Regions from separate parts of the Homo sapiens genome. Here all the other regions are linked to region 1. The links are chromatin contacts, found by Hi-C or POLR2A ChIA-PET in ENCODE. All regions are on one chromosome and are shown on one strand. Each heading gives the region's core, a stretch centred on a gene start or an enhancer-like site at or near the end of the contact. The rest is flanking DNA. Distances are from core to core; before and after follow the strand shown.

Region 1 (5,153 bases), core at 1,265-3,764:
CAATTCTTAATGGGGAAAAAACAACGATTACGATGAATTACCTAAATCCTGGTGCATCATTCAAACTGAGCAAATGCAAAAGAGAGCAGCCCTGCCTTTCTAATTTTAAGACCTGCTGTATGAACTCCCCTTCTTTTTCAAGCTTCCTTGGTCTTTTGTGATTAATTTTAGTAACTGGAGAACAACCTGTTTAAGAACAAATGAGTCATAATACAAGCTTAATATCTAGAAACCTAAAATCACCCACCTCCACAGAGAAGATCATTTTCGAGTATGAAATTCTTATGTTTTAAACACTGATATCCCATGCTCATTCTACAAAGCTTCCTGCCTTGAAAAAGGGATGAGGAGGAATAGGCTTGGGACTTGGAAGTGCAGAAAGCTAGCAATAGGCGTACTGCTTTCCTAAAGGCATTCATCACAGGCATGTTTTATGACACGAAAAAAAATGCCTCACCTATTGTAAAGCAGTTATAATCTGTATGTTTTAAAATACGTTATTTGGGGAGCAGGGGTGGGCAGATCACCGGAGTACCGGAGTTCGAGACCAGCCTGGGCAACAAGGCAAAATCCCGTCTCTACAAAAAACACGAAAATTAGCCGGGCATGGTGGTGCACGCCTGTAGTCCCAGCTACTAGGGAAGCTGAGGTAGGAGAATTACCTGAGCCCAGGGAGGTTGATGTTGCAGTGAGCCATGATTGGGCCACTGCACTCCAGCTTGGGCGACAGAGTGAGACCCCATCTCAAAAAAAAATAATAAAATTAGTAAAATACATACTTTCCTACAGCAATCTCATAACAATTTCTCATGAACAAGAATAGTAAACTCTAAGATTTCTGAAGACAGTCTCTGTCCTGGCAAAGGCAGGCTATGTAAAGTCAGGAATATACCCAGAAAGGCAGTGATCAAATGGGAAAGAAATCAAAGGCTATTGATTCCTTAAGCTGTTAGCTCTCTCCATTTCTCCCTTTTGAATTGCAATTGGTTACAAACCTCTCTACATGATAAGCCATCACTTCAAGGATGATCACCCTAAAATACGCAGGTGACAAAACAAGTTTTGCCTTTCAATAAGCAGTTTTTCCTACCAACATTTAACCAAAAAATGCTCATGAGGTTAAGAGATTCTGGTCACACAGCAGGCACAGTTCAGTGGGCATCTTGCATAATTTCGTTAGGCTTAAACTTCAAGCACTGAAGAGTCCCTCAACACAAAAAACCTTTTCCCCCCGAAAACAAAATTCTCTTTCTAAAGATGGTAACTTGTAATCAGGAAGTGGCTGGTATTGATTCTGAGAGAATCGCAGGAAACATTTCACAGATATTCCACTCCTAGGAGTGTCCAAGGGAGAGAATACAGTCATGGGTTCTTAGTTTCTGTTTCTTGTTGGGCCAGTAAAGCCCCTTCCTCATCCCTCTTTTCTGCTTATCACTAGAGATAGAAACTAAAAAACATGGCTTCAGGTTGCCAAAAGTCTCAAACAAAACAAAACAGAACCACCACGACAACAAAATAAGGTGGGTTGGACAAGCTTGACTCAAGTCTATGAAATTATTTTCATTTTCTTTAGGGAATCAAAGACTTCATTTTTTTTTTCCATTCATTCGCTCTTTCAACAAACATTAATGATCACCTACTATAAGTCAGAGATCATACTAGGCATTGGGGATACAGAGATGAATAAGATTTACAGGAAAGAATTATAACCCAAACAAGTCTGCCTGTGGCAAATGGTTACACTAACGGCCCCAGTGACTCATACCCCCAGGTTCCACACCCTTCTGTGATAGTTAATTTTATGTGCCGACTTGACTGGGCCCCAGGTGCCCAGACATTTGGTCATACGTTATTCTGGGTGTTTACACAATGGTGTTTTTGTATGATACTAACATTTAGATCGGGAGGTTGAGCAAAGCAGACTGTCCTTCCTAGTGCAGGTGGATCTCATCCAATCTGTTGAAGGCCTGAATGGAACAAAAAGACTGCCTCTCCCTCCAAGTAAGAGAGGATTCTTCTTGCCTGAAGGCCTTGAGATTTGGTCACCAGCTTTTTCTTGCTCTTGGACTCAATCTAAAACATCAGCTCTTACTTCAGAGCTGATGTCTTAAGCTTGCCTGCCTTTGAGCTTGGACTGGAACTTACATCATCAGCTCTCCTGGCTCCCAGACCTTCAGAATCAGACTGGTGCTATCCCATTGGCTCTCCTGGGTCTCCAACTTGCCAGCTCACCCTGCAAATCTTGGGACTTGCCGGCCTCCATAATTGCATTGAGTCAACATCTTATATTAAATCTCTTTACACACACACACACACACACACACACACACATACACACACACACACGTTCCTTTTCTCTGGAGAACCCTGATTCATAAACCTTCACAGTGACTCTGGGCTTTGGCCAATGAAACACTGGGAAACACAGCGCCAGGGGAAGCCTATTAAGTGTGTGTACACTGAGGTGTTCCTTCTTGGAAAACTGCCACTCCCTTGTAAAAAACCTGCACTACCCTCCCAAGCTAATGTGGGGCAGACCTTAGGACTCCCTGGCCAGCAGCCACAGCTAACAGCCAGTGAGGCCGCTGTGAGTGACTCTGTACCAACCTTGGAAGATGATAAGCAAGAGAGTGCATAATCACATTAAAAAACAAAAACAACAACAACTGGAGTACCACGGGGTGGCAATATGAAAGACAGTTCATAGAGGAGAAACAGTCCAGAGTCAGTAAGACCAACTCACAGCACACAACAAGGCCTTCACAAAGACAGTGGCTATGGAGATGGAGAGGAAAGAGAGTTGAAAGCAGAACTCGTAGCACTTGGAAACCTATTAGGTGCGTGAAACAAAAAAAAGATGGAGACAACCAAGAAAATCCTGAGACTTCTGGCTTGGGATCCTGTGTGCAGAGGACAGCTGGGTGTTACACCATGATCAATCAGGGTGACATAAGCAATGGCTTGCAGGGTGGAAGAGATGCACGGAGAATAGGCAAGAGTGCTGGAATGCTGAGGACAGTGATGTACGTGGGTGGCATGACATCCCCAACATCAGGAGCAGAGTGCTCTTTCCACACAAAGATGGTCACTGGGAAACCTTCACCCAGTCAGAACCACGGCAACGCCCAACGGCAGTGTTATCTTCGTGGCCATGACATTCTTCTTAAAACCTGACTTTTCCCCTTGGTTTATCATTCTCAAAACAAATATGTTTTGGAATGTGCTAGATTATAAGAATAAATAGAACAGACTGAATTACTAACAAAATAATTAGAATGGACCTTCCCACTGTCCATGTGACTCTTGCTAGTACAAGCCTCTACGTTTGAGGGTGCTGGATCCCAGCTTCTGGTACAACATAATAGAGGCGACTGTGAGGGGGGGTGCTCCCCACTTGCTGTTTTCTCTTAGCCACCATCAGAGGCTGAAACAGTGAGTGGGTTCATTTGATTGTTATGATTGGTTCTGGCTCATGATCCCTTTGTAAATAAATAAAATAACACAGTTATAATGACAGCTAGAATACCCACAGTAAACCAACCTTCTTTTCTTAGATCCTGGGAAATCTACTTCTCTGTCCACAGACCCTTCCTAAATCTCCTGCTGGAAATGTATTAAGCAGCAAAAACAGAAAACAAAGCCAAGGTGAGGAAGGTACCAGCTAACTGAATGGGACTCGGCTTAGAAGTTTAGAAGTTCAGCTTCTAAAAAACATGACTCATCAGAATCCAGGAATAAGCCCCAGCATGAGCCAAAAAGCTCTCTGGGCTGGCTTTCAGCTTAGGGTGTAGACACTTGAAACGGATCTTTCCAGAAACCCAATGTCCTGAAAAGTCCCACTCTGTACCCTCTTCAGAAGGACCTAAACCAAGTCTCCAAACTGCTGCCAGCTCCCACCCGGTCCCATCAGCCCTACATGCTCCTGTCTTTACTAGTTCACGTTGCTAATCTGCCTTGTGAAGGTTTTTACTGTTAATGTCTCAGGATTGTATGATTCCAAATTTCTTTTACCATTTTAAGATTTCTCATAGTCACAATGACCCCAGACTCCACCCACAAAAATGGAACCTTCACTGACAGAAAACTGCCCCTAAGTTAGCTTTGCTGTTCAGTCACGTGGTACTGTGGAAAAAGAACAGGTTTGGAAGTTGAGAGGTCCAGTTCAAAGCTTAGTGCTCCACTTACTACTGCACTCGGGAGAATCACTTAACTACCTCAAGCCTCAATTTGCACATCTGTACAATGGGAACAATAATGCATACCTAGTGCATTTATGTATGTTATCCGCTGAAGTGACTATTTGAATAGTAATATTTATTCATATACATGACTTCCCACTAAGGATAAGTTGTTTGAAGACAAGAACTGTGTTTTTTAACCTTTGCCTCCCATAATACCTCACACACAATAAATGCTCAAGAAACATTTAATGTTTACATACAATGAATAAATGCAAGAAAAACACCAGACACATAAGAGACGCTAAATACATGGTATCACAAAGATGTCACATCCTGTGCCGTGGATCTTCCAACTCTGGGCTTCCGAGAATTTGCACTCCTACAGCAGGCTCTCCAGACACCATTTCCAACAACAGTTCTCAGGGTCAGGTAATTTGGCTGTTTGTACATCACGAAATGTCTAGTATCACTGAGTCACTTGGATCGGTCAGAAAAAATAAACAAGGAATCCATCATACCAATTGTTGATCCCAACCAGTCAAAAGCTATTGCCTCACCCACTACTTCTTAAACTAAATTCCAAATAGTGAAGACTACACTTTGAAACAGTTACTGGGAAAAACAGAAAAGCCCATCAGGTGTGTTCCCCCACACCCCCAGCATCAGCCGTAATAATGATGCTGATGAGACGGCTACTCTTGGGTATTAAGGGAGTTCAGTAAAAGTCTCACGCACAGCTGTAAATATTCAAGTAATTCAAGACCGGATAAATACGACTGGTGATCAAGTTAGGTTATCAGACCTTCACCAACTCATTCTCTTTGGTTCAACGAATACTTTTTGAGTATCTAATTTGTGCCAGGCCCTGTATCAGGCACTCGGCTTTCAAAGAGAAAACACACAGGACCCTCTCACAAAGAATTCACTGTGTAAATATGATCATTAAGTAATATGACCTTTTTTTTTAATTTA
Region 2 (5,153 bases), core at 826-3,325, 59 kb before region 1:
ACCAGGAGCATGTCCTCACCAACACTTAGTACTGTGGTCTTTTTCATTTTATTCTTTCTTACGACTGCTGGTGACATCCCATTGCAGTTTTAATTTGCATTCCCCTGATGACCCAGGTTGAACACTTTATGTTTATTGTCCATTTTTATATCCTCTTTCATGAAGTTTACAAATCTCCTCCCCATTTTTCTACTGGATTGTCTTTCTTACTGATCTGTAGGAGGAGGTTTTCTTTTTTTTTGAGATGGAGTTTCACTCTTCTTGCTCAGGCTGGAGTGCAGTGGCATGGTCTCAGCTCACTGCAACCTCCACCTCCTGGGTTCAAGCGATTCTCCTGTCTCAGCCTCCCAGGTAGCTGGGATTACAGGTGCCTGCCACCATGCCTGGCTAATTTTTGTATTTTTAGTAGAGACAGAGTTTCACCATGTTGGCCAGGCTGTCTTGAACGCCTGACCTCAGGCGATCCCCGCCTGCCTCGGCCTCCAAAGTGCTGGGATTACAGGTGTGAGCCACCGCACCTGACCTTTTTTTTAAATTCAGGACACAAGCCCTTTAACAGGTATAAGTGTAGCAAATATCTTCCCCCAATACCAGTCTACCTTTCATTCTTTGATGTTTCAATTAACAAAAATGCCTGATTAATCTTTTCCTTTAGGGTTAGTTCTATTTAGATCCTGTTTACAAAATTATTTTGTACCTCAACTTCATAAACATGTTCTCTGTCATTTTCTAGAACATTTATTGTTTTACAATTAGGTCTACTATCTATCTGTAATTGGTTTTTGTGTAGGGTGTTACTTGTGGTTGAGGTTTTTAAAATATAGATATCCTATTGACCAGCCTCATTCATTAAAAAAACCACTGCTTGGCAACTGAAGGCTTAGCTTTAAGACTAAAAAGATGACCCAGAAAAAAGTTTCCAAAGACCCTACGTTTCCAGTCTTTGATTTACCTACATATCCCTGCCTAACTCTTTTAGGAACATGGAAGTGTAAGTCCAAAGATGAAAGGCTTTGTTCTCAATTTCATCACTTCATTGAGTCCCACAAAATTATCCTTTTTCCTGACTGGTAAGCTGTAGAACATGGAACATGAGGAAATGATTTTTAAATCATCTCAAAATTAAATGATTATAATGTCATTTTATGCCACAATGAACTGTTTATGTACTTCTCAAACCCCATTTTTAAAATTTCATTTTAAAAACATCCCTACTTCATTAGCTCCACACCAGCTATACGAATGAGCTGTCCATGGCAACAGCAGTAAGTGCACTGAAGACAGATTTCTGCAGCGCCAGCCTTCCTGGCCTCCAGTACCCTGCTGAGCAACAAGCAGAGGACCCAGCACCCGCACTCAAGCTTCCTAAACCACGAATTACTCCTCACCAGCACCCAAAAGCAGCTCCCAGAACAAGCTGGTGGAAAATGTAGTGGGGAAAACACTAACCTCTACCACAAATAAAGACTCTGCACATCTATTTTTTGGGGGTTTTTTGAGACAGAGTCTTATTCTGTCGTCTAGGCTGGAGTGCAGTGGTGCCATCTCAGCTCACTGCAACCTCTGCCTTTGGGGTTCAAGTGATTCTCATGCTTCAGCCTCCCTAGCAGCTGGGATTACAGGTGTGTGCCACCATGCCCAGCTAATTTTATAATTTTACTAGAGATGGGGTTTCATCGTGTTGGCCAGGCCAGTCTCGAACTACTGACCTCAAGTGATCTGCCTGCCTCAGCCTCCCAAAGTTCTGGGATTACAGGCATGAGTCACCACGCCAGACCTCTGCTGGTCTATTATTTAATGCAGTCCAATGTATTAACATTTTCCTTTACACTTAGTGCTTTTTATAATCCGTTTAAGAATTTTTCCAGGAAACACATAGAAATATTGTACATTATCTCTCTTCCCCATCCACTGGCTCACGAAGATCTTGGTTGTATCACAGTCATGGCATGAATCAGATTTTTGGACTTCTTCCCATCTGATTTTCACTTATAGGAATTTTTCAAATCGTTCTTAAATAAACCTAATAAGGATGTTTTCCCAAACGCAGGTTACCTTGGCATCAAATTTCTCAAGTGTCTGGCTCCGAGGTGGATCTGGAATTTTCAGCCTCTTTGTGATGTTAGCAGGGCTTTTTATTTCCATGAAATCTTGAGGTAACAGAGGGTAGGGAGGAGAGAGCAAACACTGACATCCCAGACTGGGAAAGGGGAGAGATGGTGGAAACTGAGACCAAAACACTAAAAACTGCTGGGTCCATTTTTCTTCCCACTGGGAATTCAGGCAACAGCATCAAGGGCTGGTACAAGGCATAGCCTCGGAGACAGACCTGCCTGTGGCCTGGCAGGATCTCCTGCTTAAGGGCCTTATTGCCCTGCTTCATTAACAGCCACGGCTTAGCAACAATCTGCCAGCAGGGGTCAGTCTCGGTCGCCACACAGAAGCCAGGAGGCTCTCTCCAGCTACAAAGCCACGCTCTGGAATGTTCCAGAAGTTGTTCGGTGCCACTGCACAACACTCAGCTTCTCTTCCTATCTTGTCACCTCGGCACCTGTTTCCTAGTTTTTCAAGATTGCATTTCATACTTAGAGAAATTAATTACCTTATATTCCTGTGGCAGAATTTCATACTGAGCTAAATAATTATACCAAGTTCCCCATATCATGTATAAAACCTCCCTTTCCCTTGATTTTCCTTACGGTAGCAGAAAGGTCGACCTTTTCCATATTTTAAAATTAAGGAAAGGACGCATTCTTACTTGCAGTGGAAAATGTACAAATATTACATAATGTGACAATTGTATTTTCTAATATTCCCATTGAGGGTTTAGTTATCTATGGGATAAATTTCTTTTTTCTCTCTAAATTACAAAACATCCTTTCATTAAGCATCTTGCCCCAAACAGCTCCTCTCAAAGTCCCTGGGAGGCTGGCAAGGGGCTCATGGCCTATACTGCCTAACCCCAAGCTCTCCTTGGACTTACTCGGAGGCTGTGTCCCAAACACCAAACAGTAGGGGCACCTGCACTGAGACCAGGAAAGCAAATCTGATGTCAAAAAGGTGTAGAATGAAGAATCTATTTCTACTTTAAATTTGAGGGTGGCTCTTTTTCAAGACACACTGCTGAATTAACAAACAGTTCTGGTCTAATAAATGATTATATTTCATGCTAGAAGGATATAACTATACTTAGTAGGTTACCTTTTCCTAAAAAATAAAATAAAATTCCCCCATGGATCTAAGTCCCATCAAATACAACATTCAGGAGGGCATAAGTTCTCATTTCCCAAAGTGGGGAAAGCTGTTGCAAAAAAAAAAAAAAAAAAAAAACCAAAAAACAACAACAGTTCTTCACAATGCCTGTCTTCCAACAAGTCTGTCTTACTGGTATTTTAAAGTGTGCTCATCTAAAAGTATATTCTCTGCTTCTTTCTCCCTAAAACATAAAAAATATTTCTAAAGCTAATGGCATCCATCTTCTTTCCACTTCTGGACTGATAAAACCTCAAAAGAAAAAAAGTAAGGGAACTTTGAGATGGGCAACAGAGCCCATCTGCCCGTTCCCTGGGATGGGGCTGGGTCACTCTGAAAGAAGGAATCCAGGTATCATCAGCAGATCTGAAAGGGGCCATAGAGGAAATGTGTTCAAGAGTGCATCTTAGCCCAAGGGTGCTGAGAGAGGGTCCAGGAAGACAAGGTATCCAAGGACTCTGGATACCCCACCTATCCGTCCTACCCCTTGCAGCTACAATGATCTATCTAAAATTTAAATCCCCAACATCTTCAGGGCTCACAAACAGCTGGCAGGTGTGACCCCAGCTCCTGCATTTTAGTCCTTAATTCTAATAGGCCAGGTAACCTCATTGCAGGCAAGACACTTGAGGACTAGGGCTGTGGTAGTCAACTTTGATTTCCCGGGGTAGTCAACGGACTCAAAAACAGCATTAAAATGAATATACATAGTGGGTAGATCAATGGGCTACAGGCAAGGCCTTTTTGGAAAATAGTAAACAGGTTCCAAGTGTTTCTATGTCCTGCCATGCCACCCACCAAGACAGGAGGGCACACAGGGACTTGGAACAGAAAAAGATAACACCTGTGCATTTCATTAGTACATATCTCTCAGCATCAGCCTTCTCCAGACTTCAACATGCATAGATGTTGGAAGAAACACCGCGACTGAGAAGAAAAAGGGGCCTCCTATGCCAGAAAGAGGCCATGCATCCTGAAGCCGCTACTGATTTGTAGCCCTGGCTTTCTGCTAGAGCAACTTCATTTTATAAAGAAAGTCCCACGTTATAATTGTGGAGCTACGATTCATATTTTGCTTTCAGGCTTTTAGCCAGAGCTGGGATTAAAATTCAGAAAGAGGCTAGGTGGGTGCCTTAGAACACAGACACCCTGCTGGGGATTGCTGGATGAGAAAGCAAAAGGTCAAGAAATGTAAATGGAGAAGGTACAATGCAAATTGAACTTTAGAGCAGCTTTCCCCTGCTCAGCATGCTCTCAGGGGCTGTAAGAGCTGGGCTGGAGACAAGAATCCCAAAACTGCAGTGCTCCAGGAAGGGATGCGGGCTGAGTGGGAATCACTTCCTGAGTACTCATTCTGACCCCATGTTGCACAAGCAGCACTCTATGAGAGGAATTACTTAGTCCCATTTTACGGTTAGGAAACCAAGGCTTAACGGGTAAGGAACTGCCAAAAGTTACATCCATAATAAGTGTTGGGACCAGAATGAGAACCGGGACATATCCTAAAGCCTCCTTTGTCTTTCCTGGGCCACTGGTGTGTGTTTCTTGTTGTGGTGGTGGTGGTGGTGATTGTTGTTTTGACACGGAGTCTTACTCTATCACCCAGGCTGGAGTGCAGTGGCGTGATCTTGGCTCAGTGCAACCTCTGCCAACCGGGTTCAAGCGATTCTCCTGCCTCAGCCTCCTGAGTAGCTGGGACTACAGGTGCCTGCCACTGCGTCCGGCTAATTTTTGTATTTTTAGTAGAGATGGGGTTTCACCATCTTGGCCAGGCTGGTCTTGAACTCCCGACCTCGTGATCCACCCACCTCAGCCTCCCAAAATGCTGGGATTACAGGCATGAGCCACTGCACCCGGCTGGCACTGGTCTTTTAAAAACAGTAGTGCTACTGTGGAGAAAA
Region 3 (5,153 bases), core at 1,161-3,660, 39 kb before region 1:
ACAGAGTCTCACTCTGTCACCCAGGCTGGAGTGCAGTGGCACGATCTCGGTTCACTGCTACCTCTGCCTCCCGGGTTCAAGCCATTCTCCTGCCTCAGCCTCCCGAGTAGCTGAGACTACAGATGTCCGCCACCACACCCAGCTAATTTTTGTATTTTTAGTAGACATGGTTTCACTATGTTGGCCAGGCTGGTCTTGAGCTCCTGAACTCAGGTGATCTACCTGCCTCGGCCTCCCAAAGTGTTGGGATTACAGACATGGACCACTGCACCCGGACCCAGAGCCTTCTTTAACCTGCCGTGGAACTTTCAATTGTCAAGAGACAAGGGACAGTCTGTGCAGAAACTTGGCACGTTTTCCCCAAGGACCTACACCCAGGAAGACCTCAAAGGGAAGCCTTTGTGAGAGAATGCTGGCTTAGAAGCAGATGAACATCATCTAACTGGTTTTAGTCTTGGGATCTCATTTTCCATCATGGTTACGTCTCTTCACCCGAGAAAAAAGAGTAAAACTCTGCACGTGTCAGAAAAGCAAGTCTGCGTGTGTGTGAGACACTGGGAAGTATATGAAATACAACAGGCCAGGGATTCTCTCAAGTTGTTCTAAATGGAGATGCAAGTACCCAGGGGTCTTAAGAGTCTAAAGAGAAACATGCAGGGAATTTCAGAGGAATTCCTTGACTGGGGGAGGAGGTAGTGGTGTGTGACGAGAGGTGACTCACATTTCCATAAACTTCATTCCTTTTAGATTTCTTAACCCCCTTCACTTCTTGTTTGGGACCAAGGTGAATTCTGTGCCATCACAATTAAGAAACACACCCCACTGACCACTAAAAAGGGGCAAATAAGAACAGCAACATAGGAGGCAATTAAGGATTTCTTGCTTTAAGAAATAAAATTTCTAGAATGGAAAAATCAGTGTCTTTTTTTACTCCTCTCTCTCATCAGCAAGTGGCTTGTGTTCCTACCAAATACTTTAAATAATTTGGGTTAGAACCACCACCAGAGGAGGTCCAAATGGAATTCACACAACTGCTCAATATCAATTTATGTGAAATCTGTGGTTTCTGCCCCCTTTAAAGTGCTGATTAAAAGCAGGTGGCTACGACACAGGCAAATGCACTGTCATTCCCGTCCCGTGGCCTGGAGAGGTACCAACCTCCTCTAAGACTTCAATCTCTTTAGAGAGGCCTGGGCCACAGGTGATTCTTATTATTGCATGGCAGAAGGGAGCAACCTGCTGAGCTACACCAGACCCTGGCTGGTATCCACCCACCCTGTTATCAGTCACAGAAGCAAATTTGCATTTCCTCACTGGAAAGAAGTTGAGAGCCCAGGCTCTGGACGAAGGACTGAGCATGCATCCGAGCTCCACCCACACCCAATTTACAAACTTGAGCACCTTAATCCATCTCTCTAAGCCTCAGTTTCCCCCTCTGTAAAATGAGGCAATAATGGCACCTGCATGGACTTCCTGTGGTTATTGTAAAAAAAAAAAAAAAAAACTGCCATAAACTTGGTAGCTTAAAATTACAGAAAGTGGCCCGGCACGGTGGCTCATGCCTGTAATCCCAGCACTCTGGGAGGTCAAGACAGGCGGGTCACTTGAGCCCAGGAGTTTGAAACCAGCCTGTCAACATGGCAAAACCCCATCTCTACCAAAAAATACAAAAATTAGCTGGGTGTGGTAGTGCACTTGTGGTCCCAGCTACTCAGGAGGCTGAGGCAGGAAGATTGCTTGAGCCCGGGAGGCGGAGGCTGCAGTGACTGAGCTGTGATTGCGCCACTACACTCCAGCCTGGGCAACAGAGAGAGAGCCTGCTTCAAAAAAAAAAAAACTTGCCGAAACGTATTCGGTAGGCGCTAGGAGGGAATCCAGCTCCCACCTCCTCCAGCCGCCCTGCCTTGTCAGCATCACTCCCATCTCAACCTCACCTTTTCGAAAGTCCATGAGATGGCATTTAGGGCCCATGCAGATAGTCCAGGATAGGGTCACCTCAAGACCCTTTTTTTCCAAATAAGGCAATATTTACAGGTTCCAGGGATTGGGATACAGATATGCATGAGAGAGGGCCACCACTCAGGACACCAGATCACCTATCTTAATGGGTTGTTGTAAAGATTAAGTGAGAAATACCTGTGTGGTACACACAGCTTGGTGCCTGGTAGGCAGCTTGCTAAGTCCTCATTTGTTAGAGGACGTGTCCTTTAGGCATGTGTGTTGAACTTTGCTCACAGTAGATCTCTCAAACATTATAAATCATTTTCTGAGGGGAGGGAGGCGGCAGGAGATGACTTTCTGCCCCTCTCCTTCCTGCCAAAAGGAAGGAAGTGTCAAGGAGGGGCGCCCTCATAGGCACCAGCTGACTCAGCCCTGTGAGGTTTGGTGGCCTTCACCATCATCTCAGTAAATTTTTTGGTCTTTATTTTCACAGCTAAGGAGAAGTGTAAGGAGCTGTAGTTTTTGCTTTATAATGTTCTTCCACTGTCGACTTCAAGGAAATCCCCCCGAACAAGAATCAGCGAAAAGCTCCCTCAGGCTCTAGCCCCACAATTACAGCTACAATTCGTATGGTTTCTGTAATCAGAAAACACTACAACCCTTTAAACATTTCCACATTTAAAAAATGACTTGGGATCTGTGTACAGGCCTAAGAAAAAAAGAGTGGAGCAGCATGTTTTGCAAACCTCTAAGCAGCCAGGATATGTCATGAATGTCCTTCCAATGTTTCTGGTCAAAATTATCTAAAAGATGTTTGTATGGTTTTCTCATGGTAAGTGCTTTAATGTGTCAGAATAAAAAGCCGTAAGATGGTTTCTTTGCTTGCAAATAATTATTTGCCCAAGTAAATATTTGAGTTGAACTGGTGGTATCAAGGGTTATTTTCTACTTCAATGAGGAAATCATCCTATTTTTTTAAGGCATCTGGAAAATATGTCCACAGCCTTCTGTCAATATTTGAAGCTGTCAAAATGACTCTTGATTCTCAAGTAACTTTCGATGAAGTTAACAATGAATAGTCAAGGAACTTACCCAGGGTAGGTAGGATTCATCACAACACCTACCAAGGGAACATTTAGTCATTTATAAACAACTCTCAGTAAACAGTAAGGACTAGTGAAACCAGCACTCAACTTACTGATTCATTGATAACTTCATTTAGTGTACATTCATGGAACAGTGATTATCAGTCTGGTGACATCCTAGATGCTAGGAGATGACTCTCACAAGGTTCCTATCCCCTTGGGAGGAAGAGGATAGACAAATTATCCAGTAAAACGTAACAGGACCTGGGATTGGGACTGAGATTGTGTGTCATCCATAGCAGGGCACAGAGGGAGACCACAGCTGACTGCATTGAGTGATTCAAAGAAGGCAAGACTTGTCTTGGTTTTGAAAGGGAAATAACTGTTTGAAAGATAAGTGGAGGGGAGGGTGTTCAAGTTCAGTGTGAGCAAAGTACAGAGATGTAACATACACAGGCATATCTGGAGACATAAACACGATACCTAAGTGAGAAAGGAAGGTAGATAGGTAAGGGCAAGATCGCTAAGGTAAACTGGTGAAACTCCAGACTACTCAAGACAAAAGGCAAGAAATAACAAGGAGCTCACCTTAGTCAGTAGTAGTAGGAATACAGAGGAGGGGACAGATATGGGAGATGCTACAGTAGCTTAAAGCAATAGTATTTTATGCTTGGCAAAATGAGGGGAAATACAAGTAAACTGTTGTAAGGTTCTTACACCATATGTGATGTGGTATAATATTGTTGGAAAGTAGACTGATTGATTAAAGATTTACATTACAAGCCCTAGATCAACCACAAACAAAACAAAACAAAACACGAAGAGGTAAAACTAATGCTGCGGGTCGTATTGTGTTCCCCAAAACAATATCTCGAAGCCTTTACTCCAGGTCTACGTGAATGTGACGTTATTTGGAAATAAGGTCTTTGCAAATGTAATGAAGTAACATGAGGCCAATATTGGATTAGGGTAGCCCCTAAATCCAATGATTGCTATTTTTATAAGGAAAGAAAGATTTGGAAATGGCAGGCACACACAGAGGGAAGATGGCCATGTGAACACAGAGGCGGAAACTGGAGAGATGCAGCCACAAGCCAATGAACATAGAGGATTAGCGGCAACTAACACAACGTAGGAAAATGCAAGGAAAGATTCTTGCCAAGAGCCTTCAAAGGAAGCATGACCCTGCCAAGGCCTTAATTGTGGACTTCTAGCTTTCAGAACTGTGTATGAATACATTTCTGTTGTTTTGAGACACTCTATGTTAATCTGTTATGGCAGCCTTAGAAACTAATACAGCTAATCATATTAGAAACTAATACAACCAAACATAATAAAATGAAGTAATTAAAAATACTCATCCCAACAGAAGGAAAAAGGGAACAAGAGGATGAACTGAATGCAAATAAAAGGATAGTGGTCATTAAATGTAAATTATAATCCCATGTAAATTAATGATAATTCCATTACATATAAATGGTGTAAAGACTGCAATTAAATGGCAAAGATTGTCACAGCAGATAAAAAAGGACCAGACTACATACTGATACTGTCTATATGAAACTCGTTTTAGACTTAAAGACACAGATATATGAAAAGTAAAAGGATAAAAAACGAAGTATCATGGTAACATTAATCTAAAAGAAAGCTAGACTGGCCAGATTAATATCAAACAGTAAATTTCAGAGCAAAATTAACAAGTCTCAGTAAGGTTTATTCTCATACAAAATCTAATTTACTTTTTTTCCTAAAAGAAAAATGAATATGGTAAATGACTTTCCAATCACATGACACACTTCATATTTTCCACCAACATTCACTAAACACTTGGATTCTGCAGGAAACATTCTGCACTGACTATGATTTCTATAATGATCAGATTTTTTTAATGTTCTTCTCTTTTGTATTTGTAGTGATAAAATTTTGCCTGACATTTTTCCTTGAAGAAAGTAAACATAGCCTGCCACAAAAACTGATATTGACAGAGCCTCAGTGGTTAAGCCTTTTTTTCTCATTAATTCTCCCGATATTTTAGCTCTAGTAATCTAGCCCTAGACAAAAACACTGGTAGCTCACACTCAGGAATGCATGATGTGATGTAGGATTAAAAAAAATAACAGTCTTACT

What was found. A loop is a pair of places that touch in the nucleus more often than their neighbours do. ChIA-PET counts read pairs that join two places held with the same protein, here RNA polymerase II (POLR2A). Pooled maps may share reads with other maps.
Region 2: a map of endothelial cell of umbilical vein shows a loop between it and region 1 (5-fold over the local background). The contact joins two enhancer-like sites. A Hi-C loop is called at or near these places in 5 of 168 maps with a recorded cell type or tissue (HCT116, K562, PC-3 and 2 more) and 3 of 50 pooled maps. POLR2A ChIA-PET finds 5 or more read pairs at or near these places in 8 of 52 experiments (A549, AG04450, CD4-positive, alpha-beta T cell and 5 more).
Region 3: a loop to region 1 is called in a map of endothelial cell of umbilical vein, with 7 times the contacts of the local background. The contact joins two enhancer-like sites. A Hi-C loop is called at or near these places in 7 of 168 maps with a recorded cell type or tissue (CD4-positive, alpha-beta memory T cell, HCT116, HepG2 and 4 more) and 10 of 50 pooled maps. POLR2A ChIA-PET finds 5 or more read pairs at or near these places in 14 of 52 experiments (AG04450, CD4-positive, alpha-beta T cell, GM12878 and 11 more).

What each region holds. Positions count from the first base shown.
Region 1 is chr17:66,506,357-66,511,509 of GRCh38, reverse strand. The region is part of intron 3 of PRKCA (protein kinase C alpha); the gene reads right to left. Among named protein-coding and RNA genes, the nearest start is that of PRKCA-AS1, 92 kb to the right of the region's middle. RefSeq lists an enhancer at 3,965-4,259. Within about 2 kb of position 2,514, at least 18 of the 41 ENCODE cell types and tissues checked have a DNase peak (open chromatin) inside an H3K27ac peak, as active enhancers do; they include HCT116, PC-3 and endothelial cell of umbilical vein, where a contact is called at or near this core.
Region 2 is chr17:66,564,658-66,569,810 of GRCh38, reverse strand. The region is part of intron 3 of PRKCA (protein kinase C alpha); the gene reads right to left. Among named protein-coding and RNA genes, the nearest start is that of PRKCA-AS1, 150 kb to the right of the region's middle. Within about 2 kb of position 2,075, at least 5 of the 41 ENCODE cell types and tissues checked have a DNase peak (open chromatin) inside an H3K27ac peak, as active enhancers do; they include PC-3 and endothelial cell of umbilical vein, where a contact is called at or near this core.
Region 3 is chr17:66,545,493-66,550,645 of GRCh38, reverse strand. The region is part of intron 3 of PRKCA (protein kinase C alpha); the gene reads right to left. Among named protein-coding and RNA genes, the nearest start is that of PRKCA-AS1, 130 kb to the right of the region's middle. RefSeq lists a silencer at 1,627-1,809. Within about 2 kb of position 2,410, at least 8 of the 41 ENCODE cell types and tissues checked have a DNase peak (open chromatin) inside an H3K27ac peak, as active enhancers do; they include HCT116, PC-3 and endothelial cell of umbilical vein, where a contact is called at or near this core.